2 separate regions of the Mus musculus genome follow, and region 1 is linked to region 2. A link is a loop called in an ENCODE intact Hi-C map of the cell type or tissue named here. Cell type or tissue: left cerebral cortex. All regions are shown on one strand. Links, peaks and the distances in the headings refer to the core of each region. The heading gives the core; the rest is flanking DNA.

Region 1 (16,513 bases), core at 8,288-10,787, 680 kb before region 2:
CTCAGTGACTTTTGGAAAATAGTATTTGTTACTACATGTTTTGTGCCTATTTTGTGAACCTCAAAAAACCACCACAGAACCGATTCTGATGCAGTCACAATAGGATCTTTATTCAAGCTCCAGCTTGAGCCACACCACCATCTCTGATGCAACAAGATGGGAGGGTGAAGTCTGGAGACCTCATTGAGACAAGATTTTACATGAAATGGCAAGCAAGCAAGGGGGTGACCAGCCTGGCAAGCATCTAACTGAATGACTGTTGTAAGCTGACAGGTGGGTGTTCTTAAGTAAACCATGAACAATCACAAATGGTCTCACTGTACATTTGAAACAATCAGACTAATTTTAATCGACAGTTGCTGGATGTAGCTAGAGAGTATCTTAACTTAGGATATGGGCCAAGCACAAGCCTTGAGGTCCTTCCTGGTACTTGGGTGCAGCATGGGTTCAGCTGCAGGTCAAGTTTTCAGGCTCCTTTTCTTTTAAGATGGAAGCCAGTCCCAAGATGGAGGAGTAGGTTTGGTCTTTCACATGCTATTGCTATATTGTGGTCAAGTTATCTGTAACATTATTGTGAAAAGAGCTGACCTAATCAGAGAGATTTGAAATCTGGGAAATGAATAAATATACAGCTTACAGAGTAAAGATCAGGTCACATTTTCGTTTGTTTATTTGCTTATTTTCTCCCTGCTTGTTATGTCTGTCCTGGAAAAGAAAATCAAATGTCAGAGTTTTCTTTACACGTATCTTCCAGGAAGTTGCTTGGTGTTCCCTTAAAAATGAATTAAGTGCTAAAGTACCTATTAATTCATTGCACTTTATTTACAAGGGTCAGGGACCTGACGAAAGTCTTTTCTTTCCTCCTTCACTTCACTCTATTGGGCCAGAAATAATCACTCAAACTGTCCTGCAAAGACTACAGCTGTCCAATCTCACTTCATTTGCAGCCTGGGGCCATTTTCTTCCTTGTTTCTCCAATTTTAGTCAGTGACCCACATGTTTCTGTGTATCTGTCAACTTCTTATTACTATATTAAAGCACCTGAAGCCAGTTAACCTGATAAAGAAAAGAGGAGCTTGGGAGTTAGCTCAGTCTTTAAAGTGTCCCCTTGGAAGCAGGGGGAACAGAGTTTGATCCTTACAACACAGGAAAAGAAATCTAGGTGTACGGCACACACCTGTCATCCCAGTGCCGGCAGGTCTCTGAGGCTCTATCAGCTATCCAAGCTTACTTAGAATTCCTCACTTAGAGAAGAGAAGGTCAGAGAGATCCTTTCTCAAAAACAAAAGGCAGTGACCATGCCTGAGCAATCACAGCCTAGTGCATTCCAGGTTGTCTTCATACAAGTTTGAGTCACATATACCATATGTGGAGAAAGAGACAGAGAGACAGAGAGAAAAAGAGAGGCAGAGAGAGACAGAGGACAGAAAGAGAGACAGAGAGAGGCAGAGACAGGGAGAGAAGAAGGATGAGGATGAAGAGGAGGGGGAAATGAGGGGTGGTGGGAAAGAAATTTAGTTAGGGTTTTACTGCTGCAAAGAGACACCATGACCAAGGCAACTCTTATAAGGACATTTAGTTGGGGTTGAAGTACTTAAGCTTTTTTTCCCATAGGTTCTTACTGTCTTAATGCCTTTCTAGATGGAAGCTTAAATCTCCAAAGCTAGAATCAATTTCTTCCTCTATTGGCCAAAAATCAGCATGCAGTGAGAATGTCAAGGCATGAGACTATTTTAGTAATTTAGCTGTCTTAAGTGCTGATTCATTCACATATTGATCAGTTTAACAACTATTTATGAGGCAATTACCATTTCATGGGGATGATCCTAAGTGCTGAAGATAAAGAAAAGTTAAACAAATGTCCCACTCATCTAGGGACACGATGGTGGGGCAAAACAGACAATAACCAAGCAAATCATTACAAAAAATGGCAAGTAACAGAAATTTCCAGAAAGGAAATGGAAAAACCAAGTAAATACCAGTTACTAAAAGCTGCTCTGTTTCATGCATGGATGACACTGGAACAGACTCCACCACCACCACCACCAATATCATCATCATCATCGTATGTTGTAAGGTGAGATCGATTCAGACTTAGGAAGCCACTGACTACAAAGCATCATGGCCTGCGTTTGTGGGAAGGTAAAGAAAAGGTGGCTGTGATGTTGGAAGAATGAGAAAGACTGGTCAGACCTTGGGACAGAGAATCAATCAAAAATCAGACCACACCCACACTGGGTCATGACAAGACAGAGTAAAGACCCTTCGGTTTTTTTCTGAAGTGTGGTAGAGGACATCCAAGGTTTGAACAGTGGTATATATAAAGCTTGCTCTTGTTCATGAGGCACACACTGCACAGGGAACAGAAGGACAGCGAGTGGAAGCTCTCGATTCATCAGGTTCTCAGCACACTCAGTACTGAACTTTCCCAGAAATAGATCTCTTTCCATGGGTATGAAGCTTGTTTGTGTTATCTTCTGCTCTGATTCTCAGACCTGGTTTTCTGTTCCACAATTTAGATAGAAGGAGATAATATACTTTCCTTGCAATTGACTCACAAATGAGCCAGTTCTTGGAGAGATGGAAACAAGAGAGATGTGAAATATTCCTGTGGATTAAGTTACTCAGGCTCTGCAGTGTTGAAGAAAACCAGCCATTTCTTTCTTTCTCCTTTCTTTCTTCCTTCTCTTTCTTTCTTCCTTCTCTTTCTTTCTTCCTTCCTTCCTTCCTTCCTTCCTTCCTTCCTTCCTTCCTTCCTTCCTTCCTTCCTTCCTCCCTCCCTCCCTCCCTCCCTCCCTCCCTCCCTCCCTCCTCCTCCTCCTCCTCCTCCTTCTTCCTCTCTCTCTCTCTCTCTCTCTCTCTCTCTCTCTCTTTCTCTTTCTTTTGGATAGTCTTTGTGTTTTAGGGTGTTTAAAAACATGTCTGCGCTCTACAAACAGGATGCTAATCAGACCCTTCCAACTGGTGCAATTGTGATGACATTTATTGTCTTGGGTATTGCCGAATATCTGTTGAGGGTCAAAATACCTCAGGAAAAAAAAACCCAAACCAAAACCAAACCAAAACAAAACCCATTTGTTTAGATATTCTGCAAAGAAATTCAACTTTCCTCTAAACATGGGGACCAAAACAATCAGCTGGTCTCTTACATTAAAGATTTAAATGCAAGGTGAAATCCTTTCCTTCTAGTGAGTCTAATGGATTTTGAAGGCTGTATTATTTCCACTTACACCTCCACTCTATCTACTATCGAATCTGTTTGGTCTGCGCTCATTCAGCTGCACTGCTCACTCTGCATACTGGGATGGAAAAACCAAACACCCTCAGTCACAAATGTCAGGGTAGTAGTAGTTTCCATACAGGTGAGATACCTCTTAATGATGAGATGGTTGTTTCTACAAGACATTACGCAGAATATTTATTTTTAAAAAAGGTTTTCATGTCTGTAGCCTATCGCTTTTTGAGCAGCACTCAAAGACATCTGGGAACTGTTGAAGATACTTGGCTTGTTCTCACAATAATTCTTTGAGCTTGATGTGTCCCTGATCTTGTTGTCTGCACTGCCATTGATTATATAAAAAGCAATTGTTTTGCAACTCTTGGTAAAAATCTATTTAGAGTTTAGATACAGAAGCAACTATTATGCTCTGCCACACATCCGCTTAGAAATGTGGGGTTATTTATTCCATATTCTGTAGTTAGTGTTTACATATGAGTTCAATAGGGAAGAAATTTTGGAGTTGGATCCTGCTGATAAAGTAGGAAAATTTATTACCGGCATTACTAATTTTCCAGTAAAACTTGAAAATCTATAGAACATAGAAACGAAATCCTCAAAGGCATATGTTCTAAGGTCAACAACTGAACAATAATGAATGGCAAGAGTATGTTTGGCTTATACCAGCTACTAGGAGATATCCTCAGTCTCATAGATTCATAGCCCAGTTCCCCAAATTACTCTTGACTTTAGATGTCAATCATTTCTCATATGTGCTTCAGAAACCCTTGAATGAACTGAGGGTTCTGTCATCGCCTCTCTTCCTTGACTTGACTAAAGTGCTAGAAGGCTTAGAGAATTCAGAGAAAGAAACATTTTGCTCATGTTGACGTGCTTATTATGAAGGATGAAGCCTGCAGATGAACATACAGAGGAGATGTATGTATGTTCTTCAGGTGTAGGACAAGATAACCAGGGTTTTCGTGATCCCACCCATTGGTCCCTCTCAAGGAGTGCTCATGTGCTTACTCATTTTGAAGCTCCCTTAAGTTGGTACTTTGGGCTTTATAGATGTTTTGTCATATAGGAACAACTGGAATTTTGTGATAAGGATAAGCTTCAAGATTTCTTTCTGTCTACCTCTGAGTGTAGAAAGCGAGACGAGACTGACATTTGTAACAGCAACATTTATTTTCTCTGATGTAACAGCCATCTTGGAGGCTTACTGCCTCAGTTTGCTAACCTGGCCCTAAACTTGGAAGCTTCTATCCTCCTTACAATTTTATCTAGGCCTAGAGTGTTTTCAGCCTCTGATACTTATTGCTAAATAAGCTCACTCTTTCTTGTTCTTTCTGAGCTCTGATTGGCTGGTTCAACTCAGCTGTTCTGACTGGACCTCCTATCTAGGCTGACTGATTCAACTTGGCTTCTCTCAGCTTTTCCTGATTTGATCTAGCTTGACCTCAAACTAACTCTGGCAATCTGTTCTAATCTTCTGGCTCCATCTCATTCTCTGGCTCATTCTGTCTTCATCTATGTCTAACTCATTCTTTCAGTCTCTGTACAGCTGTCCCAATAAAACTGCCTCCTTTCTCCTTCTGTGCTGTTCCCTCTTGAGTAGCTTCCCTTTCCTTTCTCTTCCAGTAAGAGTCGGACATATCCTACTCTGTCAAGTATTTTTCTGATTCGCCACTTTATCTGCCACTATATAAGAATCACTTTCAAACATGGATGTGTTTCCTTCTACAAGCTAACTTTACCTTCATTATTTGGATTGGGATCAAAGGTGTGTACTAAGAGCTGAAGCACACTGCAACTAGAGAAAGTTTTTTTTCTTTCCCTTCAGTAAATAACACAATCTCAAGGTTCACAGTGTGATAAAATATCCTGCAACAGATATCCAATAACTCTTTGGTCTTACGCTGACTATTCCTTATCCTGAAACTATTAGGGATCCCAAGCATATCATCACCATACAAAATCATTTTGTAAAGTAAATATATATATATATATATATATATATGTGTGTGTGTGTGTGTGTGTGTGTGTGTGTGTGTGTGTGTGTGTGTTTATGGAAACTTTTAATCATAAAACAAAAGAGACAAACTCTATATTTCATAATAGCCACATCTTCACAATATACTTTTTGCCTTTACAAAGAAAATAAACCAAATGTATTCAAGTTTAGATTAAGCAACCAAGGAATACTTAAGACTTGAGTTAAACATTAAATGATGGTTAGAACATGAGAGGTATAAAAAACATGATCCATGGAAGCAGTGAAAAACAGAAATGTCTATCAAAGATATTTATGTGGATGAGATAAGCAAGGGGAAGGATTTTTTCCAAGAGGATAACCACTGAAAATTTTGATTACTGCAAATTTGCCTAGAATTTTGAATGTCTACGATACTCTTTTTATTTATTTTTCTATCTTTTTTTCGTTTTGTTTTTGGTAGAGCTATCCTCTCTCAACAAAAGAGATATATAAAAACGATATATGTATAGTGGCACACCATCTTTGTATGCTCACTTGGGATGTTTTATTGTGTTTGCTTGGATTCAGTAGAAATTGAGGAAGTTTGACAAGAATGGATGGGAATATAAAAGACAGATTTCTGAAATGGAAACATGTTCTTAAAATCCTTCCCATCGGACTCCAAACAAGAGGAAACAGAATAAGGATGCTTGATCACTGAGGAAGAACGAATCCCATAAGCCAAATAATTGCATAATGTGAACAGCATTTGCAGAACAACTTGCTTGATGTTACAGGGATTTGTAAACCGTGTTTGGGAAGCAACAGCGTGGTTTATATAGCATTAACTATCTTAGGTACAAAGTATGCTCCACTTCTTGAATTGCTGACAAAATCCAGGGCAGATGCTGAGGCGAAGAGGCAGTCTACTTAGAAAATGTACTTATGTCGATTTTACAGGTTACTCATAAAAGAGATGGAAGCCTGATAAATCCCATCATTTCTTCATAATGATGAGTTTTGTGATGGAAAACATTAGTATTAAAACCTTAAAAATTAGCTGGATAAAAGAAAAATAGCACCAACTAGGATTTGTGCAGCATAGATATTCATACTTCACAAGGCCAAAAAGGACACTAGGAAGTGTCTGGTCAGGTTTCTAGCCACTCAGGTCCCATATAAGGACCCTGTTCCTGGTTTGCAAGGAGACGTCTTGTTGTATTCCACATAGTAAGGATGTTCTGTCCCTTCATCTTCTCATAGAACAGTAAGTAGCCTTATCATGACGTTTATCTTCATATCTTAATTAAATCTTCTTCCCTCTCGAAGGTCCCACTTCCAAATACTGTCACACTGCGGATTAGGATTTCAACATATTAATTTCAGAACTAAACCCTTTCAATTGTAGTACAAAAGCTAACTATTTCCGTGGATAATAATTTTTATTTTTATTTTAATAGATTTTTTAAGGAAGGCATTCATCATTTATATTCTTTCATGATCAACCTACAAAACTCCATATGACATTTTCATTAATTTTACATTTTTATTAAATAGAGATAAAATGTTTTAATATTCAAATCCTATGTTTCATCAATTAAAAATCACTATAAGGAAAGTAATTCAGGGAAATGTGCTTTAACAAAGTACATTAAAGTAATCAAAATTTCTTGAGGAAAAGCCACTAAGTACACAGATTTAATATTGATTCAGTGTGGCACAGGCACGTTTGTTTCTACACATTTGTACTTGCCTCTAATTTCAGTAATTTGTTGATTAGCCTTTAGTATAATTGACTGACAACAAATATTACAACAAGCTATCTTAAGTGAATTTCCTAAAAAAAATGAGTCTGGCAGTCGTATAAGAGATGAACTATTGTAAAATATGGAACTATGTAAAATAATGGAAACTGAAATTTTCATTAGACTGTAACTAACATCTCCCTAATTGATGACAGGTGTTGAGTTAATTGATACTAAAGATCATTTGGAGCACTCGACAGCAGTCACACTCACTATTCTGTAGTTACTGCCAAGCAAAATAATCTCCCCTCTTTCATGTTTCAATACAAAGGTTCTACAGCAGATAATATGTATTCATTATCAGATCTTGAAAGCCGCCTGTGTCATTTAAGACTAGCAAATGATGCTGGACTTGGACATGTCATTGTATTAAAAAAGAAAAAAAAACACACAAATATACAGATCATGGGCAATGCTATAAATTGCTCAGTGCACAGTAAGTTAATTCTGTTTCCATATTTCACATTTCCATTAATTAAACTCATAAAGAGTCACTTTTATTTTTAACCTTCGCATTTGTTAGAAAGATAACCTGAAGCAAGGCAAAATCTGACTCTTAAGATTGAGGAGTGATGAGGAAGGATCTGCCAAGCGCTTCCAAATTAGAAGCTGCACAAGGTAGCTCAGAATAAAGGTTTTCAAGGACCAACTCAGAAATAGAGCAAAGACCCATGCTATGTGGTTGTTTTATTTGTTCAATCCCACTAAAGTCCTTATTTTTCCAAAATGTGTTGTCTGCTTGTGACTTGTTGAAATTCTGATTTTCTTTAGTGTAGTAGTTGACAAGAAATACTTCGTTAAGATTTGCTTACATGAGCATACCAGACAAGGTTTGTACACCCACGATATCTGCCTGGTTGTGTGTACTCAGAGAAAATGTGTTTGTTGGTGTTCTTCATCATGTAAGACCATGTTACTAGGAAAAAATGGGACCTCAACCTTAGCTCACCAGACTGAGCTTGGTGATCACCGAATGTTTTCATCCGTGCTGGCTAGCATCCATTCCTCAAATGATGAAGGAATCAGTATTCTGTCATCATGAATAAAATGATATAATTAACTATTTAATTCTGTTTATCTTCAATGATTTCTTGTACAGTGCCATTTTATTCTAGGAGGTAAAAGACAGATGCTGCAACAGAGTGATAAGAAATGGAAGGTTCACTGGTCTGTTGTTTTGAACTTGCTGAATTTGAATTCTCCAGAGTTATAGCCAAGATACTGATATGTCACTTTGCCATAAGATCCTCAGTGACACTTATAAATATTTTCAATTGTACTCTGAGAACCAAAGTGTTCCAGGACCTAAACAAGCAGACACAGGTATTATTAGACCAATGACAAGAACACTGGATGATAGCAATTAGTGAAAGTATGTTTTTCAGACTTAATGGTTAGAAAAAAAGTTTTAAGTATTTTCTAATATGACCACATGAGCTAAATATCATTCTGTCTGAAAAAGTCCACTTAATTATTTCCTTATATTAACTTCTACACTTGGAACCACATAAGTTATAAATGTCCCAGGATTGTATGTGTTATTTTTGTACTAGAACTTTTAAAGAAATTTAATCAGCAAAACGTCAAGCATCTGTTTTTAAGAAAGATTTACTTATTTTATGTATGTGATCACACTGTCCCTGTGTTTTTAGACACACCAGAAGAGGGCATCAGATTTCATTACAGATGGTTGTGAGCCACCATGTGGTTGCTGGGAATTGAACTCAGGACCTCTGAAAGAGCAATCAGTGTTCTTAACCTCTGAACCATTCCTCTAGCTTCTCAAGTACCTTTTAAACTCTGAAAGTATTTTCTGATTTCTGGGGTTTTCTTTTCAGAGAACTTATGGCAATAAAATGAAACCAGGTGTCTTTTTCTCCCTTTCAAAAGTTATGAATAGTTTAAAGCATTGAGAGTCATGTGATTTGGCTCTTGACCTTAGAAAACACAAGCTTCCAAACTGAGAACTTAACCCAGCACATCTTACTGAAACTTATCTTCAAGCCATATATACTATTAGAACAGAAGTGTTGGGATTAATACTAAGGATGTCAGTGATTCCTTTAAAAATGGCCTAGATTATGTGTTTAAGTAAATTCAGTTGTTGTATTGCTTTAGTTACTTAGAATTAAACAATATATATATATATTCTGATTATCCAGTTTCTTAAAATAATAAGCATTTAGATATGTGATTCAATTCATCCTGTTCCCTCTCATTTGTAATTCTATTTCGTAGTGTAACACCCAGTGGAAAACAAAACCAAACCAACAAAACAAATTGAAGGAAAGTGAACACTAGGGGGCGCATGGAGCTTCTTATAAATATATTCTTTTCTCAAATTGACTGCTAGTCAAAACTTTTTAGTTTGTGAATTTGGTGAGATAGTATTTTATTATACCGATTATATATTTTTTTGTCAAAACTAAAGAAGTGAATGATAAAATGGTGTGTCAACTTGTAATTTTATAACTAGATTTTAATTCACTGCCTCTAATATATCACAGAGATTCTATACATCACACACAAGGTAGCTAATGTCTCTGACATTCACGTGTTAGTAAAAGCCACATGATATGCTTCCAAATACAACCAAGGCAAGTATAGAGCAACACTGTTTGCTGTTTATTTGTTTGTATGTTTTTGTAGCTAATTGAAAAAAAAACTGTTCTGAATCTTTATTTTACTTTTAAACTAACAATAGCAATGATGGTTAGAATTCAGGCTGTGTCTTTATCCAAAGCACTGCATTGAAACATGTCGTTCAGTCTTCTCTTTTACATTTTCAGTGTGGAGCAGTGCTATCGATGAGGAAAGACACTGAGCAATTAAGTAGCTCTTTCAAACACTTTTAAAAAGTTAATGAAACTGAAAGCAAGCTCAGAATCTAGGCCTGAGTGTCACCAAAATCCCCTTAGTTTTGATTGATTACCAATTGACCATTTGGCTCAGATCCACAGTTAGCCTTAGTTTAAGATATTCTTGTCTCAAACCATGTGTCTTGATTTTAAGAGAAAAAAATGACCCTTGCTTAAGAAAGTATAATATCATAAAATACTTTATGATATACAATTGGTAGATTTTAAAATAATATAATTTTAAATAATGTTTTTATTAATACTTTTAGAACTTCATGGTGTATTGTGATCCTATTCAAACCCTTTCCCCAATTTCTCCCAGACCCATAAGCCCTAGCCTACCCACTCCTGTCTTTTTTTTCTCCCCTTCCAGTCTAGCTAGTATTGCTCAAATATCCTTTTGTTTGTGGTCAAATCCTGGTGTGTCTTCAAACTACCAGGAGTCACCCCGGTAGAGTTGTCAGAGCTCTTAACTGCTGAGCCATCTCTCCAGCCCCAATGACCAGAGTTTTTAACTATATATTTTCATAAATGTCTGTAAAACTGTAGTTTTATTATACTGAGTGTAAACACAAAAGCTGTACCACAGGGGAACAGAGCAGGTGGAAAAAGGAAAGGGCAATACAGAACACGACCATGTTATAAAGGACTTTGGTTGAAGGATAGTCAGTGAGTAAAAGAAAGGAATTGTGCTTCAATATAACAGCCTTACCGAGTTAGAACCTACACACCATAAAATTCATCCCTTTAAATCATTCTGCACCATGGTGTATGGTATATTCTCAGATTTACAGAGTTGTCACCAGAATCTCATTTGGGTCATTTCAAAAAGGGACTCTATTGGCATTAGAGGTCACTTCCCAATCTTCTTTCCATCTAGTCCCTGACGCTCTGAATCTACTTCTTGTGTTCATAGACTTGTTACATAACATGATCTTCATTGTGACTGGATCCTTCCACTTAGAGTACTGTTTTTTAGATTCATCTATGATTGAAATTCTCTTATGGGGATGGGCACATAAGCATTTTATTCTATTTTTTATGGCCAAATAATGTCACTCAGTAAAGACACTGTATTTTGCCTAGGTATTTTTTTTTCTTTAATTTCACTAACCTCATCTGCTAGAGTAAGAAATAATAAGTTTCCATTTGCTAGCTGATGGATATTAGGGATTCCACGCGTCTTTAAAAGCAATGCTGGCAAGAACATTCATGTACCAAATGTGGTGCGTCTGAACTGTGTTTTTAATTCTCAGTTTAGGAGTTACATTATTGCGTCATATGAAACTACTGTGTAACTTGATGCTCATTTTGAAGAAGCTGACAGACTGAGTTCTCAGGCAGAGGTGACAGTTTGCCTCACCACAGAAGTACACCAGAGTTCAGGTTTGTCTCCATTCACACACCAGTAGCTGTAAGTCTCTGCTGTGTGTGTGTGTGTGTGTGTGTGTGTGTGTGTGTTTGTGTGTGTGTGTGTGTGTGTGTGTGTGTGTGTGGTGTGCATTTCCTTGGTGGCTGATGATAGTATGAAATTTTTGTGGCTTTGGACATTTCTACATCTTTAAAAAAATGTCTTTACAAATGCTTTCTGTAGTTAATTCTAAACATTTGTCAGAAATTTGATTTTAGAACAATTTGGCAACCATTTTCTCATTTGGTGGTTGGTTCTCTCTCTCTCTCTCTCTCTCTCTCTCTCTCTCTCTCTCTCTCTCTCTCTCTCTCTCCCTGTATATTCATACATGTGATTTGATGAATAATGAGCTTATCTTAAATTGCTATGTAGCTAACAGTGTCCTCAGATGTTTGAACTTCTTTTATCTACTTTTAGAGTACTGAAACAATAGGCATGAGCCACACAACTGGTTTCACTTATTGGTGAAGTGTGTATGTGTGTGTGTGTATATATATCTGTGTGTGTATTTACATATATAATTTTAATAATATAGAAATATTACATATTAACTGAATATATTTTATTAGTATATATCAACTATATTTAACTGCTTTAGTTGTAACATTTTCACATATGTGCATAATATATATTTGTAAGTTTTAGAAAATAAAGTTCCCAGATGCCAGGGAAGTGAGAGGCTTCCTGGACCCAACAGGGATGACTTTAGCCGAAATACCCAACAGAGGGGAGATAGAGCCTGAAGAGATAATCTCCAGTAGATAGGCACGGCCCCCCAGTTGAGTGATGGAGCCACCTATGCCTCTCAAATTTTTAACCCAGAAATGTTCTTGTCTAAAGAAAAGACAGGGACAAAATATGGAACAGAGACTGCAGGAAAGGCCACTCAGAGACCGTTCCACCTAGGGATCCATCTCATGTGTAGACACCAAACTCTGACACTATTGCTGATGCTAAGAAGTTCTTGCTGACAGGAGACTGGTATGGCTGTTTCTTGAGAGTCTCTATCAGCACCTGACCAATACAGATGCAGATACTCACAGCCAACCATTGGACTGAGCCCGGGCACCAAAATGGAAGAGCTAGGGGAAGGACTGAGGGAGCTGAAGGGGACTGCAGCCCCATAGGAAGAACAATATCAACCAACAGGACCATCCAGAGCTCCCCGGGACTAAACCATCAACCAAAGAGTACACATGGAGGGATCCATGTCTCCAGATATATATGCAGCAGAGGATAGCCTTATCTGACATCAAAGGGAAGGGATGCCCTTGGTCCTGTAGATACTTGATGCCTCAGCGTAGGGGACTGCTAGGGCAGTGAAGCAGAAGTGGGTGAGTGGATAGAGGAACACCCTCATAGAGGCAAAAGGAGGGGGAAAAAGGGATTGGGATGGGGGTTGTGGAGAGGTAACCAAAAAAGGGGATATAATTTGAAATGTAAATGAATAAAATGATTAATTAAAAAGGATAAAAGTGAAATAAAGTATAGCTATATCATTTACTTCTCCATTTCACACTTTAAATTCTTCCATCCCCTTCCTTCTTCCCGTTCAAATTCGTGGCTTCTATTTTTTATTATTGTTGTTATATACATGCATATTTATATAAACACATAACTATATCTTGTGAGTCCATTTAGTGTTGCTTATATGAAGAGGATTTCAGAGATAACCACTTGGTGTTATATAAACAATTAGGAAACTCTTCTCTGGGGAAAACTGGTTTTCCCTTTTGTGACAGTCCTTAATTGGTTGTACTTCTCTTCATGTGAGATTCCTTACTTCCACTTTAGCTTGTTTAATGTTGTTATTATTATTCTGATGCTCAAGGTTTTTAATTTGATAGGGTCCACCCCTCCTTTCTGTCTCTTGTGCTTTTTGTACTTTATATAGACGCTCACTTTAATTAAAGATCATAAACATTAGGCTTCTTATAGCAGTTTAGTAATTGTAATTTTGACTCTTACATTTGAATCAATTTTCTTCCTTCATTCTGTATTGCCATCACAGATTACCACATACTGGGTAATTTATAACGTGAACAAATGTGCGTGTTACCTACCATTCTCAAAACTAGGAATTTTGATGGTTGAGTGTTGTCATCTGCTGAGCAAATGTATTTTCTGCTGTGTCATCCATCTCATGGCAGAAGGGCATAGGCAAGATAAGTGATCAAGAAGTTATAACTCCATAACTAACTTATCTTGTAAAAATAACATCAATCCAACCATGAGATCATAGTTCTGAGACCTGATGAAGCTGCCCTTCTCACTGCTTCATATTGGGGAACTAAATTTCCAGTACATGAATTTCTGTGAGCACATTAAACTATAGATTTTATGGTATATTAGATATGGTATGAAGTAAGAAATTTTCTTGGTTAGGGTTTTACTGCTATGAACAAACACCATGTTCAAGGCAACTCTTATAAGGACAACATTTAATTGGGCTTGCTTACAGGTTCAGAGGTTCAGTCCATTATCATCAAGGTCAGAGCATGGCAGCATCCAGGCAGGCATGGTGCAGTAGGAACTGAGAGTTCTACATTTCTGTCTGAAGGCTGCTAGGAGAAGACTGACTTCCAGGCAGCTAGGATGAGGGTCTTAAGACACAGTGACATTCCTACTCCAACAAGGCCACAATTTCTATTAATGCCACTCCCTGGGCAAAGCATATTTAAACTACCCACCATAGCAGTCTGTCTTCATTTTGTGGTAGCTGGAAGTATTCAATGATGCATAGTACAATGTGTTAAGAGAACTGTCTTCCTGCACTTATCAGAAATCAGCACATGGGACATATAGCTTTTCTCTTACACGCTTTCTCGCGACCGGCCAGGAAAGACGCAGCAAACCGGAATCTTCTGCGGCAAAACTTTATTGCTTACATCTTCAGGAGCCAGAGAGCCAGAGAGCCAGAGAGCCAGAGAGCCAGAGAGAGAAAAAGAACAAGAACAAGAAAGCAAGAGAGAGAAAAAGCAAGAACAAGAGAGAGAAAAAGCATGAACAAGAGAGAGAAAAAGCAAGAACAAGAGAGAGAAAAAGCAAGAACAAGAGAGAGAAAAAGCAAGAACAAGAGAGAGAAAAAGCAAGAACAAGAGAGAGAAAAAGAATGGCAAAACCCCGTCCCTTTTAAGGAGAATTATCCTCCGCCTAGGACGTATTACTCCCTGATTGGCTGCAGCCCATCGGCCCAGTTGTCATCACGAGAAAGGCAGAACACATGGCGGGAAAACTGCCCCTGCACGTGTGCAGATTATGTTTACTACTTAGAACACAGCTGTCAGTGCCATCTTGTAATGGCAAATGTGAGGGCGGCTCCCCACACTTTTCTGCATCACATTGGTGTCTAGGAGTTGAAAGAATTATAGACATCAACTATTGTTTTGAAAACAATTTTAATGATGGATTTTAATAATTTAAAAATTATATTATCTGCTCGTGTGTGTTCTTTTTCCCCCAAATTTGCTTAGCCACTTTAGCTCCTTATTTCTCTATGTGATTTTTAAGATCAACATGCCTGTTTCTGAAGAAACTTTAGTGGGATTTTTGACAACTGTGATTTAATATGGGGAGTATCTTAATGCTAAATTTTCTGATCTTTGCATATAATCAGAAATACTATTTTATTTACTTAGATTTTCTGTGTTTTTCTCTAATGATAGCCTCTCATCTTTACTATAAGACTCTTTCAATGTGTTAACTACATTCTAATTTATTGAGGGCAAGGGTGAAGGTCAAAGAACAACTTACTATAAAGTCTGGTCTGCTTCTGCCTGTGGTTCCCCAGGATAAGACTTGAGTGGTCAAGCTTGGTGACAGGTATCTTTACGCACTGAGCCATCTCACTGACCCTTAATTTATAACTCCTATACCTACTGTAGACTATCATCTTAAATATTTTTTCTCTTATATTTTTTTATTACGTATTTTCCTCAATTACATTTCCAATGCTATCCCAAAAGTTCCCCATAACCTCCTCCCCACTCCCTAACTACCCATTCCCACATTTTGACCCTGGCGTTCCCCTGTACTGGGGCATATAAAGTTTGCACGTCCAATGGGCCTCTCTTTCCAGTGATGGCCGACTGGGCCATCTTTTGATACATATGCAGCTAGAGTCAAGAGCTCCGGGGTACTGGTTAGTTCATAATGTTGTTGCACCTACAGGGTTGCAGATCTCTTTAGCTCCTTGGTTACTTTCTCCAGCTCCTCCATTGGGGGCCCTATGATCCATCCAATAGCTGACTGTGAGCATCCACTTCTGTGTTTGCTAGGCCCCGGGCTAGTCTAACAAGAAACAACTATATCAGGGTCCTTTCAGCAAACACTTGCTAATGTATGCAATGGTGTCATTGTTTGGAGGCTAATTATGGGATGGATCCCTGGAAATGGCAGTCTCTAGATGGTCCATCCTTTTGTCTCAGCTCCAAACTTTGTCTCTGTAACTTCTTACATGGGTGATTGTTTCTAATTCTAAGAAGGGGCAAAGTGTCCACACTTTGGTCTTCATTCTTCTTCAGTTTCATGTGTTTTGAAAATTGTATCTTATATCTCAGGTATTCTAAGTTTGTGGGCTAATATCCACTTATCAGTAAGTACATATCATTTGAGTTCTTTTGTGATTGTGTTACCTCACTCAGGATGATGTCCTCCAGGTCCATCCATTTGCCTAGGAATTTCATAAATTCATTCTTTTTAATAGCTGAGTAGTACTCCATTGTGTAGATGTACCACATTTTCTGTATCCATTCCTCTGTTGAGGAGCATCTGGGTTCTTTCCAGGTTCTGGCTATTATAAATAAGGCTGCTATGAACATAGTGGAGCATGTGTCTGTCTTACCGGTTGGCACATCTTCTGGATATATGCCCAGGAGAGGAATTGCGGGATCCTCCAGTAGTACTATGACCAATTTTCTGAGGAACTGCCAGACTGATTTCCAGAGTGGTTGTACAAGCTTGCAATCCCACCAACAATGAAGAAGTGTTCCTCTTTCTCCACATCCTTGCCAGCATCTGCTGTCACCTGAATTTTTGATCTTAGCCATTTTGACTGGTGTGAGATGGAATCTCAGGGTTGTTTTGATTTGCATTTCTCTGATGATTAAAGATGCTGAGCATCTTTTCAGGTGCTTCTCAGCCATTCGGTATTCCTCAGGTGAGAATTCTTTGTTCAGATCTGAGTCCCATTTTTTCATGGGGTTATTTGATTTTCTGGAGTCCACCTTCTTGAGTTCTTTATAT
Region 2 (16,513 bases), core at 7,196-9,695:
ATGAGAATATCAGAGCACTCCAGAATATAATATCTATTTCTATAGATCTAAAAATAAATTAATTGCAGTGAATATTGCCATTGTTTAAAAATATGACTTCATTAATTTTAATGATTTCTAAAATTATGTTTGCTGGCAAATAATAGCATTTGAATTGCCTTGATTCAAAGGGAGAAGAAAGTTCTTAAATTTGCTCATGGCATAATAACTATCAAAATATTCACAGTATGATTATGAATCTTATGGCCTGTAGTTCATCTTCTCTGAGCAATTCCTGAGACAGAATAAGAGTTAAATGCATAAAGCCATCTGACTGATTCTGAGTCTCATGCACCAATGCTTAAATTCTTTACAGCACAAAAACCTTTTGAGAAAGGAAATGACTAATAGAGCCATTCTGTTAGATATGGTTTATGGCTCTCTAATGTGTACATCCACAAAGCCCTACTTAGAAACAATGAGCAAGCTCCAAGGCTGCATCTTATTCAAACAAAAACCCCTTTTATAGTTGAATTGGCAATTTTCTGGCTCTAAGTGTCTATTGCTATTATGCCCAGGATAGTTGCCTTGCGGTGTTTCCAAGAAGTATTTTGTACAGTCATTGGGGGTTTAAACCAAGGACAGTACAGTAGAGTTTTATCTTGGGAGCAAATGGTCATAGCAGTTCCAATCAGAGCTAACAGCCCTCTAGAGTTTGAAGTGCTTCCAATATGCTGTTGAGGTTCTTATTTTAAACTCAGGCTGGTTCTTTATGTTTATCTATATGTAAATGTGTGCACTTATTATGAAGCAGGTTTTTAACAGATGAGAGTAAAGTCAGATTGTAAAGTGAACAACAGATAAAGACTTTTAAAAAAATGAGATACCTCACATCTCTTTTGAGATATTAAAAAAAACCGAGGCTGCAGAGATGCCTAGGCAGTTAAAGCACAATGACACAAGCATAAGATCCCCAATTCAGATCCCCAGAGGCCCACATAAATGAAGGGTGGGCATGGAGGGCCATCTGCAATGTAATTACATCCTTGCAAGAAAACAAAACAAAACAAAACAAAACGCAGGATCAGCAGAACAAGTTGGCTGGCTCTGAGATTGAATGAGAGACATTGTCTCCGTAAGTAATGAGGAGGAGCAGTAGAGGAGGGTTCCCAGGCTCCACCGCACCCCTCCACAAGCACAAGCACCCCCACACTTTCACGCACATGCATGCAGAAAAATCATACGCATGTGCATTTGCTATGCATGGGTATACACATGAAAACTGAAATAGGAAAAAATAGGCAAATACATAACCCTCTTACTTTGTGTGTATATAAATATATATAATAGCAGCTGCATTAACTGTGTTATTTTACATGCTTAAGATGCTATGGTATTTGAAACATTAGAGGAGAAAACTTGGTTTACAGAAAAGCCTTATTTTCTCTCAAACTTATATTCTATTTCTTATGCTTCCTAACTCACTCATGTTTTCCCATTCTACCACGTAAAGTTTTTAATTTATTAGGAGAAATCCCTGTACAACACAAATCTCTTTAACACCCTTTCTATACACCAACAGATTTGTTCGCAGAATGGATAACTCTTTATAAAGTGGGAGTAGGGCTCATTGTAGCACACATAATTTCGTACCCAGATATTTAAGTTGGAAGAAAAACTGGCATCACAACGCGTGTTAAATATTAATGCATAAGAGGGCAAAATGGTGGCCATTTTAGTAGTCTCCTTTTGTTGAGAATAGACAATACCAGGCCCATCATTGTTATATTTGACTGCTCAATAGAGACATGATTTAACTCACATTAGACAGAGAAGTGGAAACGAAGGTGGACAGTGACTTGATTTCAACACGCAAATTGTTCATGCCAGGGTAAGATGGTCCATCACAGAACTGAAATTTTCATTTCACTCAGTCTCAGCCCACAACCCTTACATTTCCCATCATTGCATGAATAACCTTTCTTATGTGCATCATTCACAAGACTTCAATTAAATATGCATACTTATTAAGATAAAAACAATAGTCCATGATACAATAGCTACTAAGATATATAAACCCCCCAAAAGGAACAGTTTATGTGTAAACTAGAAAGACCATTTATAGATCTGAATTATCTTTGCTCAATGTGATAAGTTATAAAAATAATAAGCATGATCCCCAGACTAGAGGCACTTGGCATTTATACTCTTTTACTATAAATGAGTGATATTTGAGTTAATTAGCCAACCACTCATTACTGAGACTTAATGATCTGAGATCAAGTTTATATTTGATCCCAATCATATGCTAAGATATAATAAAAATGCTGATTTCCAAACAGTCTACTTATTTTGTGGGGGATGTCATTAAAGCTTTCTTTTCTTTTTCTTTTCCAATAAGAAAAAGAAAATATTGAAAAATGTCCAATAACAAGATCTACTAGGTTTAAATTTAAGATCATTTTGTCATAGGGTACAAAAGCCTTGAAAGTGACTGCAGTTGTCAATTAAGTAACACACAGTTTTCAAAATCGAACAGATTAATGAAATAGGAACCCTTTAATTTCAGAATTTATTTACTTTGGAGGGTTAGTGTTGTTTGAGGAAGTTTATTAATTTTTCCTGGTGTAATTAGAGTAAGAACCCGGGTGACTTGTATCATTTTGTTACACAATTGTCCATTGAAGGTAGAACAGAAAAATTCCTGGGCAAGACCCATCATTTCTATTTTCAGAAACTGGACTTTATTTTCCTACTATATTTGACTCCTGTACTATTCAGAGTCATTTTAGGATACACAGTGGAACATCGGTGGAATCAAAATGTCACTGTTTTTCCTACTACTGTATTTATGATGTTTAATAATACTTTTACGTATATTGCTTATCCTATTCATGAGCTATAATATTTAAAAGATTTTTTTGTCTATAGCAGCTTATATTATTTTATTTGTTCAGAGAATCAGAAGGGTGACAACCAAATTCTCATTAAGGCTCTCCAAAGTCAACATTTAACCAATTATTGCATATGAATTATGTCTTTTCCAAGAACAGTTTAACAGCTTCATCAGTTTGATATTCACAGAGCCACATTGTATGGCAAGGTCTGAGAGGCTATAAGATGAAACAGTCCCTTACTTTGGAAATGTTTGTTCTCTACTACCTATGTATCAATGGTAGACCATAATATCTATTCAAATGTGGTTTGTACTGGAGATCTTATTAACTAGACCCTACTCTCAACATCAACACAAACTCGTTGTGAAAATGCCTGCGATCAAATGCATCCTCTCTATAATAAGGGGGTTCCACTTTCTACTAAAATCCAAAAAATTTAAGACAAAAAAATGAGCTGAATTTATATTAAGATAAATATATTTTATGGAAAAGGAAATCTAGCAAACTCTCAGAGCATTATCACATCCCAGAGAAGATATAATTTCAGATTTATAAGATAAGAACCTGAAATACTCAATACCCAATGTAAGTAGAATCCTTTTGCTATGATATTTTAAATGAAATATTACTACTCTGAATTAAAGTGAATAGATAAATAAAAATTAAAATAAAAAACTGTCTAAAAGAAAACACAAGGTGAAATTTGCATAACCCTGAGCATCCCACATGCCTGTGAGGATAAAGAGCAATGATACAGTACAATCATTTTGGACAATGCAATCTAAAACATTGATATTTATATATACTTTTAATATTATCTGTTGCATATTATAATACAAAATACATTGCAAGAAAAATATTAAATAACTATTTCAAAAATCGTGTTTACCATGTGATACTTATCTCAAGAGACAAGAAAGCATATGTCTATGCAAAGCCTTTTGTGTAAACATCCATACCAAACTTATTTATGATAACACAAAACCAATAGTAATTCGAATAATGACCAACAGGTGAACCTGCAAATTTGAGATTTGGCTGTATATTAATGTATTACTCAGGAGCACAAGAAAATTTACTATGTGCATAAAACTTGCATGAGATAATCTCAAAGTCATGATGAAAAAATTACTAAGAAATAATACGCTGTATTACACCACTTCAATAAAGTTTAAAAAATGGAAAATAATTTTACCACTTAAAAAGCATAAACAAATTCTCCTTCATTGGAAATGACCAAAGGAACAGACAATGGTAAGATAAAGAAACATGATGGAATTTTTAAGAGTAACAGTTTTGCTAATTACTTTTAATATAGAGAATTTTTTACATTGATATATATATATATACATATATATATATACATATATATATGAATGTTCTTTTTTAACCACATATCTACACTTTATTGCATATGAATTATGTCTCAACAAAGCTGTGGAAGAAGAAATTTGTGAAGACATGAAGAGTGTGTTTGTAAAGGAATAAAAAGCTTAAAATAATACAAAAGTTTCTACCACACTACCAAAAGGAAAACAAAATAAGGAGACAAGTTTCAGGTTGCTCAACTCAGCTGCCCACCCACTATGAACCTGTCAGACCTTGCCATTGAAGAAAGGAAAATGACAAATTATTTATGCAATTTCTAGTTGTCTTTCTGCTGTGTGAAGCTTCAAGTCCTAGGAGACTGATAAAAATGTTAAGATATAATGGATAGAACTCACCTTAGAAATGACAAAACAGAATCAATTTGTTTAAGAAATATGGGCTGCTAAACAAAAGCAAATTGAAAGCAAATATATCAGAGGGCTCCCTGAAAAAGACAAATGATACCAAGATCCCGTGGAGATGAATAGTTATATTCAGACACAGTTAAGTCCCTGAAAATTGTAGCTATTTGAGTTCAAGAGAGAAGAATGGAAAATCAGAAGCTGCAGTTGGAACAGTTACAAATGGCAGAACACAGAAGAACGGGGAGCTCTACCCAAAGTGTACTCATGGAGGCAGAATTCTGTCTCAGCACTCTGACCTTAAGAGCATCACTAAGACTTAGCAAAGTTGAATATGTCAGACTAAGGACGCAACAGGATGTGAGAAAATGGAGGAATCTAAGAAGAAACACTGAGAGAAAATTCCCACTGAGTGTTCCAGGTGACATTAGTATCCTGAAGTGACAAGATCAGACTAATAGTCCCAAAAGGAATCATACAAGACGTGTGTTTCAAAAGCCTAGAGTATTTATAGCAGAAGGCATCTAAGATGTGCATGTGTTCTGGAAAGTACCGTCACCTAATCTTGTACTCAAAAGTGGAAGCAAATAGATCATGTACCATAAGCCTTCAGAATATATTATTGTTTCATACAAATACAAACTAACTCAGACCAAGTAGAGTAGACATTATTTTAAAATTGCTAATCCTTCTTACAAACAGAATTGAATTAAATGTTAGTATGTAATAATTTTTATTTCTTAGTTCACCTTGCTTATGAAAATTGGACAAGATATAATTTATAATCTGATAATGGTGTTTCACTTATTTTTTTTAATTTGGTATGGCCAAATCCCTGGTTCAAAAACAAAGGAACCGAACACAAGTAACCAAGTTGGAACTGTAATATTAGTGATCGGAACACATGGATGGTGTCATCTAATTCTGTGGGGGAAATCAAGATTAATTTTGGGAGTTATAGAAAAGTTCAAAAGAATGACTAAAAATTAAAGTATGCTATCTTGTGACCTCAATGTATTAATTACAGCAATAATATCTCTGTAAGTTTAGTTTCAGTTTGATAAAAGAATGTCTTTTCTCTACAGTTCAATATAATGACTGTTTTCTCATAAACTTCAAATGACCTCAAGGAAGTTGTGCTAGCTGATATAAAGGCTAACATCTTTGCTGTAAAACACAAATTTGCTGATCAAGGTAACTTATTCTCTCCTTCCTTGTACATATCCATAATAAGCTATTTACATTGATTGTAAATTTTGTTTCCTTTAAAAAATGGATCATGTTCTAAAGTAAATACTTTCAGAGCAGTCTGACTACAGTCTTCTCAGAGTTTAATGATTTTCCATCGATACTTTACAGCATTATAAAAGCATCTCACTTTCATCATTTCTACAAAGTAGTCCGAGTTTTAAGAACATTATTTATTTATCATTCATGGTTTTATACAACATTTGTTTAAATTATTTAATTTAAGCACCACAAACAGAGAGTTTAGGGACTCACTTACATACACATACACACATATGCACACACATACACACACAAATACACACATTCACAACCCAGTAGACAACATACACACAACACATGTGCAACACACACATGCACAACACATACATACAACACAAATAGGCAGAACCCAATATAAAACACACACACACACACACACACTTCACCCTAAGTCTAGTGACCACTCAAAATATCTGGGCCCATGCAGAAACTGAATGCCCCTTTTGGATTTGGAGAATTACTGCATTATGAGTTAGGCTTCCTTGATGTAGAACCTAGACATTTTCGTAATCACTCCCTTTTGCCATTAAGTGTCATGTCAAGACCATATTACAAAAGTGGTAAATGGTCTAAGCTCAGTCTGTCACTAAACAGAAGCTATAGAAATTGATTTTATAATGGAAGGAGTGGGGAAGCTTTGCCACATCAAGACTACAGTTACATAGATTTTATTATTAACTTGCCAGTTATTAACATTGATTGTCAATAGCTTCAAATTCCTGACTTCAGGCTCCAAATGATGCCATTCTTCAATAGTAGCCACTGATTTGATGTTTTAACATACTCTTTCATAAAATAAGGATCTGTGGTACTAAGGGGAAGTTCTGACCTGAAACATAGCTTCCGCTATCATATCTTAGCAACACACAATGCCAACAACACTAATCAGTGAGTAATTTATATCGTGGTTAGTTAGGAGAGCTGCTATTCTGTTTCTGGTGATCATTTGTTTGGCTCTTAGCTGCTTGGGATGATGTCTTAGGAGAGAGTGTAAGATGTTCTTGTAATCACCCAGTCAGCTTTGTGGGATGAGATGATAAATCACAGAAGAGGGGGATGTGTGATCATAATGTTCTTGGTTGTTCTAATAGGCTCCAAATCACTATATGTGGTACAGCAAAATACTAGCATCTGAAATTCTCTTCTTAAATATTGTTTCATTATAGTCCAAATGACTAATTGGTTCGTAAAAGTCTACATGTTACAAAAAAGTACAAGAAAAACAAATTAGAAATATAGTTTGTATTTAATGTTCAAAACACATAATTTATTTGGAAACCAAGTCAACAGGAAGGCAAGATGCCATTTTGATGCTAAAATTTCTTACTTGTGGCTACTGGAAGACATTCCTTGGCAAGCAATCAGAAAAAAAGTTGAAGTCTTTCATCTCTATCTTTCCATTTTTCTGAAAGGTAATTTTTGTTAACTATTGTATAAATATCCCCAGTACTTAATATTAATCTGTTTTTATTGAGACTTACTTTAACTTGAGAGAACACATGGTAAGTTTGAATGATTAGTATTTGATGAATTAACATTATCCTTTTCTGATGAAATTATGGCAAATGATTTTGCACTGTTCTCTTAATATCTATGATATTACTCAATTGTAGCTGATAATTAAGAACTAAAGTTCCTTAGAATTCAGCACTAAGGATCTGGGAAATGGCTTACTGACTAAGCGTTCTTGATGTGTAAGGATCAGGATCCAAGTTTAGATCTCTAGGATCTACTGAAAAAAATTTGGTCATGGCTGTGCATTCTTCTAACATCAGCCCTGGGATAGGGTATAGGGAAAACTAGGATGAGAGGGGAGTGGAGGGAGGGCAGAGGTGAGTCGGGGTGGTGCACAGAGACAAGAAGACCTTGTGACTTGTTGGACAGCAATCCAAGTTCCCTAAAAACCAGCCAGCTCTAGCTTCAGCTGGATATTCTGCCTCAAGGGAAAAGGAGAATGAGAGAGGGAAGCACCCAATGTGTTCCTCGGGTCCTCAAATATGCACGTACATGTGCACAGGCACACACACATACACACACACACACACATTCATATATACAACACACACAGCATAACCATACAACACATATACATGCATGCAACTCACACAAAACAAATACTACAAGTACATATGTACACTAAACACAAGCATGCTGCACACACATACAACACCCACAACATAAGCATTCAATGTACATTCATGTATACAATGCACGCAATATAGACATACAAACACGTGCATTCACTAGACACAGCACAGTACACAGACACACACACACACACACACACACACACACACACACACACCATGAAGAGAAATTGACCTCTAGCCAAAACTAACCTCAATTCCTTTTAGAAACAAGGTTTTCTCTGACAAATTTAATATTAGCAATAATTCAAAATATTGGGCACTTTTAATGGGATTAGACGTTATAGTTAAGCAGTGCTTTGAGCTTAATTCCTACACTAAAAAACATGGAAATAGTGAGCTGTGAACAAGATAGTCGCTTAATGTGCTGAATTTCCAGTAAATGTACAGTCTGAAATTCCACTAGGTACACTTCAATAGCAACAGCATTTTAATGGCCATTACAATAGCATCCATGTGGTGCTGAAGCCTGTTCCCCAGGGCATAAAGGCAGGGTATAAACCGACTCTTACACTGGATGCTATTTTCTCACTCGGGCACGTAACTGTAGCTGAGTGCAAGTATTAGACTTTCTGATGCTTAGCTTTTTCAGAGTCACAACTCACACAGTATTTCATTTTTAACCATACTCTTAAAGTAACAGAAACAGAATACATGTGCTGCCCCCCAGTGGCAGCTGACAGGAACTGCTGCATGAGGAACAGCACCTGTGGGAGACAGGAACTTTTACAGTGTGCTGTGAAGGGTGTTATTCAGCAACAAACATTTGGGAAATGCTTGCAATGAATTGCAGGGGATGTAATACACTTTCAAGGCAGAATGGATTCAGATATTGGACTGGGGATAGTTACTGATGAAAATCGGCTTTAATATTTAAAACAGCAATTTTCTAATTACATTGTAACTAATGTTTTATCTTTCATGTAGTGAAGGCTCTAACAGTCATTAACCAATTGCATCTCTGTTTCCAATAAGCTAGGTAACATATCCTAGAATAGTACTCTGGGGAGAGTATGGCAGAAAAGAGTGAAAAACAAAGACAAGAGGAAGAAATGGTGAATTTTTCAGGGAATGAGGAATATCGAAAGACAACCGTAATCTGCTTCTGATCTTTAACACACACACGTATCAACTAGCTCTCCATCTTCATCGAATACGAACAGTGAAGCCTCTAATTTTCTGTAATTAAGTCTTCATGTTTGAGAATACCGTAATAACCTTGCCCAAACACCTTTCTGTCAGAGAGCTTATGTACTTATTTAAGGCAATTGCAATCTGATTTCCCATTGTCTAAGTTTTTTTGCATTGTGGATCCATGTCTCTTTCTCCTATTATCATCAAGTAATGTTTTCCTGTTTCACAGAACACCAGCTTAAGCAACTTGCTGCTAACACGGCACAGTGTTCTCTTGAGTGGACATCACTGGGATGTCCGTTTGCTTTACACTGATGTTGGCTTCCTCACCACATGGATGAACTCGGACTTTGAAGTCATGTCCAATGTTTCCCAATTAAACTGCTGCCAAAGTCCTAGTTTAAGCAACATGTTTAATCACTAATAATCATGAATTTTGCTTCTCAGTCTCTATTGCACATTTAGGAGAAGGAACTTATAGAGCCCACCTTCAGCAGGAAGACAGGGCATCAAGTGAGGGAGGGGGTTGCCATTCTACAGTCTAAACTGTGACCCATAATTGTCCCTGTCTGAAAGAATAACAGGGATGGAAATGGAGAGGAGTCTGAGGAAAAGAAGATCCAGTGACAGGCCCAAAATGGGATCCAGCTCAAGGGGAGGTCCAAAGGCCTGACACTATTACTAAGGCTATGGAGCACTCACAAAAAGGGACCTATCATGGCTGCCCTCCGAAAGACCCAACAAGCAGCTGAAGGAGTCAGATGCAGCCAACCAATGGACAGAAGCTGCTGTGCCCTATGGTTGAATTAGGGAAAAGCTGGAAGAAGCTGAAGAGGAGGGTGATCTTGTAGGAGGACCAGCAGTCTCAAATAACCCGGATCCCCGAGATCTCTCAAACACTGGACCACAAAACAGGCATCATATACCAGCTGATATGAGGCCCCCAACACCATATACAGCAGAGGACTGCCATGTCTGGGTTCAATTAGAGAAGATGCACCAAACTCTCAAAAGACTGGAGGTCCCAGGGAGAAGAGAAGTCTGGTGGGGTGACAGATGATGGGGGGGACATCCTCATGGAGACAGGGGCCTGGGGAGGAGGTATGGGATGTGGAACAGTAGGATCATAGACAGTGGGGGTGGAGTGAAATCTGGAGTGATAAATAAATAAATAAATAAATAAATAAATAAATAAAATATATTTTTTAAAAAACCAACAACTGCATGAACAAGAAAAGAAATTCTGGCCATCCAGGACAAAATGTTCACAAATTCCTCCACTGTAATTATCATGCTGTAATGACAGAAGGCATAATTATCTGGTAGGGGCATTTCTTTTCTAAAATCTTATAAAATGATACAACCTGTGTTGTTTATTTCCACCTGAAGGAAATTCCTAGATTAATGTAGTTCCATTAAAAAATGAGAGCTACAAGCACAATATTCGGAACACCCTGTAATTCACGGTAAATTACTCAGAGCCTCATCAGTATTTTGTTAATTAATCAATTTCCACATGTTTTCACATGAGCTAAGTGTGAACCAAAGCTTCACTGGTACAGAACTCAAAGGCAACAACTTCAAACCAGGAGTTTCACTGAAATCAACATAGAGAAAATGAATGCAGCTCAACTTAATGCCTTTGATGATCAAATATTTCAGACTAGCAACCATAATGAAATGTTCGATCAATAAATTAAATGAATATATGCTGTTTGTGTTTGTAAGAACTGAAAGTTATAAATTAAAATATGACGCTGGCAAGATCAGAAAGAATGTTATATGCTTTATGGAAAATAATCGTCAAGAAACAGGAATCTATTAAAATTAGGAGTTCCAGTTAAAGACAAGTTTTAAACAAATGGCTCAGATGATGCTAGGCAAGATGGTCTAGAGTAGGGATGGATGAAGGAGGAGCCCTTCAGGGTGTCACCTTATTACCCTGTTTAGAAAAGCTATCATTCTCCGGCCTACTGCTGCACCGTGGTCCCTGGCCCGGGGAGTCTGCAGACACCCGCAAGGTCCCACACAGGATCCGCCACGGGATCCTAAGACCTCTGGTGAGTGGAACACAGCGCCTGCTCCAATCCAATCGAGCAGGACCTGAGACTGCATTAATTAAGGAAGCAGATAATCCAGCCTGATCCGGGGCTCAAGTCCCTTCCAGCCCACTGCTGCACTGTGGTCCCTGACCTGGGGAGTCTGCAGACACCCACAAGGTCCCACACAGGATCCGCCATGGGATCCTTAGACCTCTGGTGAGTGGAACACAGTGCCTGCTCCAATCCAATCGAGCAGGACCTGAGACTGCATTAATTAAGGAAGCAGATAATCCAGCCTGATCCGGGGCTCAAGTCCCTTCCAGCCCACTGCTGCACCTTGGTCCCTGGCCCGGGGAGTCTGCGTATACCCGCAAGGACCCACACACGATCCGCCACGGGATTCTAAGACCTCTGGTGAGTGGAACACAACTTCTGCCAGGAGGCAGGTTCAAACACCAGATATCTGGGCACCTTCCCTGCAAGAGGAGAGCTTGCCTGCAGAGAGTACTCTGACCACTGAAACTAAGGGTAGTGCTAGTCTCCCAGGTCTGCTGATAGAGGCTAACATAATCACCTGAGGAACAAGCTCTAACCAGAGACAACTATAACAACTAGCTCCAGAGAATACAAGATGGCAAAAGGCAAACGTAAGAATCCTACTAACAGAAATCAAGACCGCTCACCATCATCAGAATGCAGCACTCCCACGCTACCTAGTCCTGGGCACCCCAACACAACCGAAAAGCTAGACCCGGATTTAAAAGCATATCTCATGATGATGGTAGAGGACATTAAGAAGGACTTTAATAACTCACTTAAAGAAATACAAGAGAACACTGCTAAAGAGTTACAAATCCTTAAAGGAAAACAGGAAAACAAAACCAAACAGGTAGAAGTCCTTATAGAAAAACAGGAAAGCACATCCAAACAGGTGATGGAAATGAACAAAAGCATACTATACCTAAAAAGGGAAGTAGACACAATAAAGAAAACCCAAACTGAGGCAACGCTGGAGATAGAAACCCTAGGAAAGAAATCTGGAACCATAGATGCCAGGATCAGCAACAGAATAAAAGAGATGGAAGAGAGAATCTCAGGTGCAGAAGATTCCATAGAGAACATCAGCACAACAATCAAAGATAATAAAAAAGGCAAAAAGATCCTAACTCAAAACAAAACAAACAAACAAATAAACAAAAAGATGGGTCCAGGACACAATGAGAAGACCAAACCTACAGATAATAGGAGTTGATGAGAATGAAGATTTTCAACTTAAAGGGCTGGCAAATATCTTCAACAAAATTATAGAAGAAAACTTCCCAAACCTAAAGAATGACATGCCCATGAACATACAAGAAGCCTACAGAACTCCTAATAGACTGGACCAGAAAAGAAATTCCTCCCGACACATAATAATCTGAACAACAAATGCACTAAATAAAGAGAGAATATTAAAAGCAGTAAGGGAGAAAGGTCAAGTAACATCTAAAGGCAGACCTATCAGAATTACACCAGACTTTTCACCAGAGACTATGAAAGCCAGAAGAGCCTGGACAGATGTTATACAGACACTAAGAGAACACAAATGCCAGCCCAGGCTACTATACCCAGCCAAACTCTCAATTACCATAGATGGAGAAACCAAAGTATTCCACGACAAAACCAAATTCACACTTTATCTTTCCATGAATCCAGCCCTTCAAAGGATAATAACAGAAAAAAAAAACCAATACAAGGACAGAAATCACACCCTAGAAAAAGCAAAAAAGTAATCCCTCAACAAACCAAAAAGAAGACAGCCACAAGAATAGAATGCCAACTCTAACAACAAAAATAAAAGGAAGCAACAAATACTTTTCCTTAATATCTCTTAATATCAATGGACTCAATTCCCCAATAAAAAGACATAGACTAACAGACTGGCTACACAAACAGGACCCAACATTCTGCTGCTTACAGGAAACCCATCTCAGGGAAAAAGACAGACACTACCTCAGAGTGAAAGGCTGGAAAACAATTTTCCAAGCAAATGGTCTGAAGAAACAAGCTGGAGTAGCCATTCTAATATCGGATAAAATCGACTTCCAACCCAAAGTTATCAAAAAAGACAAGGAGGGACACTTCATACTCATCAAAGGTAAAATCCTCCAAGAGGAACTCTCAATTCTGAATATCTATGCTCCAAATGCAAGGGCAGCCACATTCATTAAAGAAACTTTAGTAAAGTTCAAAGCACACATTGCACCTCACACAATAATAGTGGGAGACTTTAACATACCACTTTCATCAATGGACAGATCATGGAAACAGAAACTAAACAGGGACACAGTGAAACTAACAGAAGTTATGAAACAAATGGATCTGACAGATATCTACAGAACATTTTATCCTAAAACAAAAGGATATACCTTCTTCTCAGCACCTCACGGAACCTTCTCCAAAATTGACCATATAATTTGTCACAAAACAGGCCTCAACAGATACAAAAATATGGAAATTGTCCCATGCATCCTATCAGACCACCATGGCCTAAGGCTGATCTTCAATAACAACATAAATAATGGAAAGCCAACATTCACGTGGAAACTGAACAACACTCTTCTCAATGATACCTTGGTCAAGGAAGGAATAAAGAAAGAAATTAAAGACTTTTTAGAGTTTAATGAAAATGAAGCCACAACATACCCAAACCTATGGGACACAATGAAAGCATTTCTAAGAGGGAAACTCATAGCTCTGAGTGCCTCCAAGAAGAAACTGGAGAGAGCACACACCAGCAGCTTGACAACACATCTAAAAGCTCTAGAAAAAAAGGAAGCAAATTCACCCAAGAGGAGTAGATGGCAGGAAATAATCAAACTCAGGGGTGAAATCAACCAAGTGGAAATAAGAAGAACTATTCAAAGAATTAACCAAACTAGGAGTTGGTTCTTTGAGAAAATCAACAAGATAGATAAACCCTTAGTTAGACTCACTAGAGGGCACAGGGACAACATCATAATTAACAAATTCAGAAATGAAAAGGGAGGCATAACAACAGATCCTGAAGAAATCCAAATCACCTTCAGATCCTTCTACAAAAGGCTATACTCAACAAAACTGGAAAACCTGAACGAAATGGACAAATTTCTAGAAAGATACCAGGTATCAAATTTAAACCAGGATCAAGTTAACAATCTAAACAGTCCCATATCCCCTAAAGAAATAAAAGCAGTCATTAATGGTCTCCCAACCAAAAAAAGCCCAGGACCAGAAGGGTTTAGTGCAGAGTTCTATCAGACCTTCAAAGAAGATCTAATTCCAGTACTTCACAAACTATTCCACAAAATAGAAGCAGAATGTACTCTACCCAATTCATTCTATGAAGCCACAATTACTCTGATACCTAAACCACAGAAAGACCCAACAAAGATTGAGAACTTCAGACCAATTTCCCTTATGAATATCGATGCAAAAATACTCAATAAAATTCTCGCTAACCGAATCCAAGAACACATTAAAGCAATCATCCACCCTGACCAAGTAGGTTTTATTCCAGGGATGCAGGGATGGTTTAATATACGAAAATCCATCAATGTAATCCATTATATAAATAAACTCAAAGACAAAAACCACATGATCATCTCTTTAGATGCAGAAAAAGCATTTGACAAGATCCAACAACCATTCATGATAAAAGCCTTGGAAAAATCAGGAATTCAAGGCCCATACCTAAACATGATAAAAGCAATCTACAGCAAACCAGTAGCCAACATCAAAGTAAATGGAGAGAAGCTGGAAGCAATCCCACTAAAATCAGGGACTAGACAAGGCTGCCCACTTTCTTCCTACCTCTTCAACATAGTACTTTAAGTATTAGCCAGAGCAATTCAACAACAAAAGGAGATCAAGGGGATACAAATTGGAAAAGAGGAAGTCAAAATATCACTTTTTGCAGATGATATGATAGTATATATAAGTGACCCTAAAAATTCCACCAGAGAACTCCTAAACCTGATAAACAGCTTCGGTGAAGTAGCTGGATATAAAATTAACTCAAACAAGTCAATGGCCTTTCTCTACACAAAGAATAAACAAGCTGAGAAAGAAATTAGAAAAACAACACCCTTCTCAATAGTCACAAATAATATAAAATACCTTGGCGTGACTCTAACTAAGGAAGTGAAAGATCTGTATGATAAAAACTTCAAGTCTCTGAAGAAAGAAATTAAAGAAGATCTCAGAAGATGGAAAGATCTCCCATGCTCATGGATTGGCAGGATCAACATTGTAAAAATGGCTATCTTGCCAAAAGCAATCTACAGATTCAATGCAATCCCCATCAAAATTCCAACTCAATTCTTCAACGAATAAGAAAGAGCAATCTGTAAATTCATCTGGAATAACAAAAAACCTAGGATAGCAAAAACTCTTCTCAAGGATAAAAGAACCTCTGGTGGAATCACCATGCCTGACCTAAAGCTTTACAACAGAGCAATTGTGATAAAAACTGCATGGTACTGGTATACTGACAGACAAGTAGACCAATGGAATAGAATTGAAGACCCAGCAATGAACCCACACACCTATGGTCACTTGATCTTCAACAAGGGAGCTAAAACCATCCAGTGGAATAAAGACAGCATTTTCAACAAATGGTGCTGGCACAACTGGTTGTTATCATGTAGAAGAATGCGAATTGATCCATTCCTATCTCCTTGTACTAAGGTCAAATCTAAGTGGATCAAGGAACTTCACATAAAACCAGAGACACTGAAACTTATAGAGGAGAAATTGGGGGAAAGCCTCGAAGATATGGGCACAGGGGAAAAATTCCTGAATAGAACAGCAATGGCTTTTGCTGTAAGATCGAGGATTGACAAATGGGACCTCGTGAAACTGCAAAGCTTCTGCATGGCAAAAGACACTGTCAATAAGACAAAAAGGCCACGAACAGATTGGGAAAGGATCTTTACCTATTTTAAATCAGATAGGGGACAAATATCCAATATATATAAAGAACTCAAGAGGATGGACTCCATAAAATCAAACAACCCCCTTAAAAGATGGGGCTCAGAGCTAAACAAAGAATTCTCACCCTAGGAATACTGAATGGCTGAGAAGCACCTGAAAAAATGTTCAACATCCTTAATCATCAGAGAAATGCAAATCAAAACAACCCTGAGATTCCATCTCACACCAGTCAGAATGGCTAAGATCAAAAATTCAGGTGACAGCAGATGCTGGCGAGGATGTGGAGAAAGAGGAACACTCCTCCATTGTTGGTGGGATTGCAAGCTTGTACAACCACTCTG

The links. Hi-C counts contacts between places; a loop is a spot of excess contacts. Peaks named below come from ENCODE experiments on the same cell type or tissue, not always from the same donor. Only the 100,000 strongest peaks of a DNase experiment are listed, where the experiment ranks them.
Region 1: it touches region 2 in a loop (4-fold over the local background); 8 of 42 quality-filtered maps call a loop at or near these places.

The regions. Positions count from the first base shown.
Region 1 is chr13:118,220,337-118,236,849 of GRCm38, reverse strand. No RefSeq gene overlaps it. Among named protein-coding and RNA genes, the nearest start is that of Mrps30, 160 kb to the left of the region's middle. In left cerebral cortex, for the core only: a CTCF peak has its summit at 9,304 (motif pointing right); a DNase peak (open chromatin) is centred at 9,294.
Region 2 is chr13:117,542,430-117,558,942 of GRCm38, reverse strand. No RefSeq gene overlaps it. Among named protein-coding and RNA genes, the nearest start is that of Hcn1, 52 kb to the left of the region's middle. In left cerebral cortex, for the core only: a CTCF peak has its summit at 8,713 (motif pointing left); a DNase peak (open chromatin) is centred at 8,691.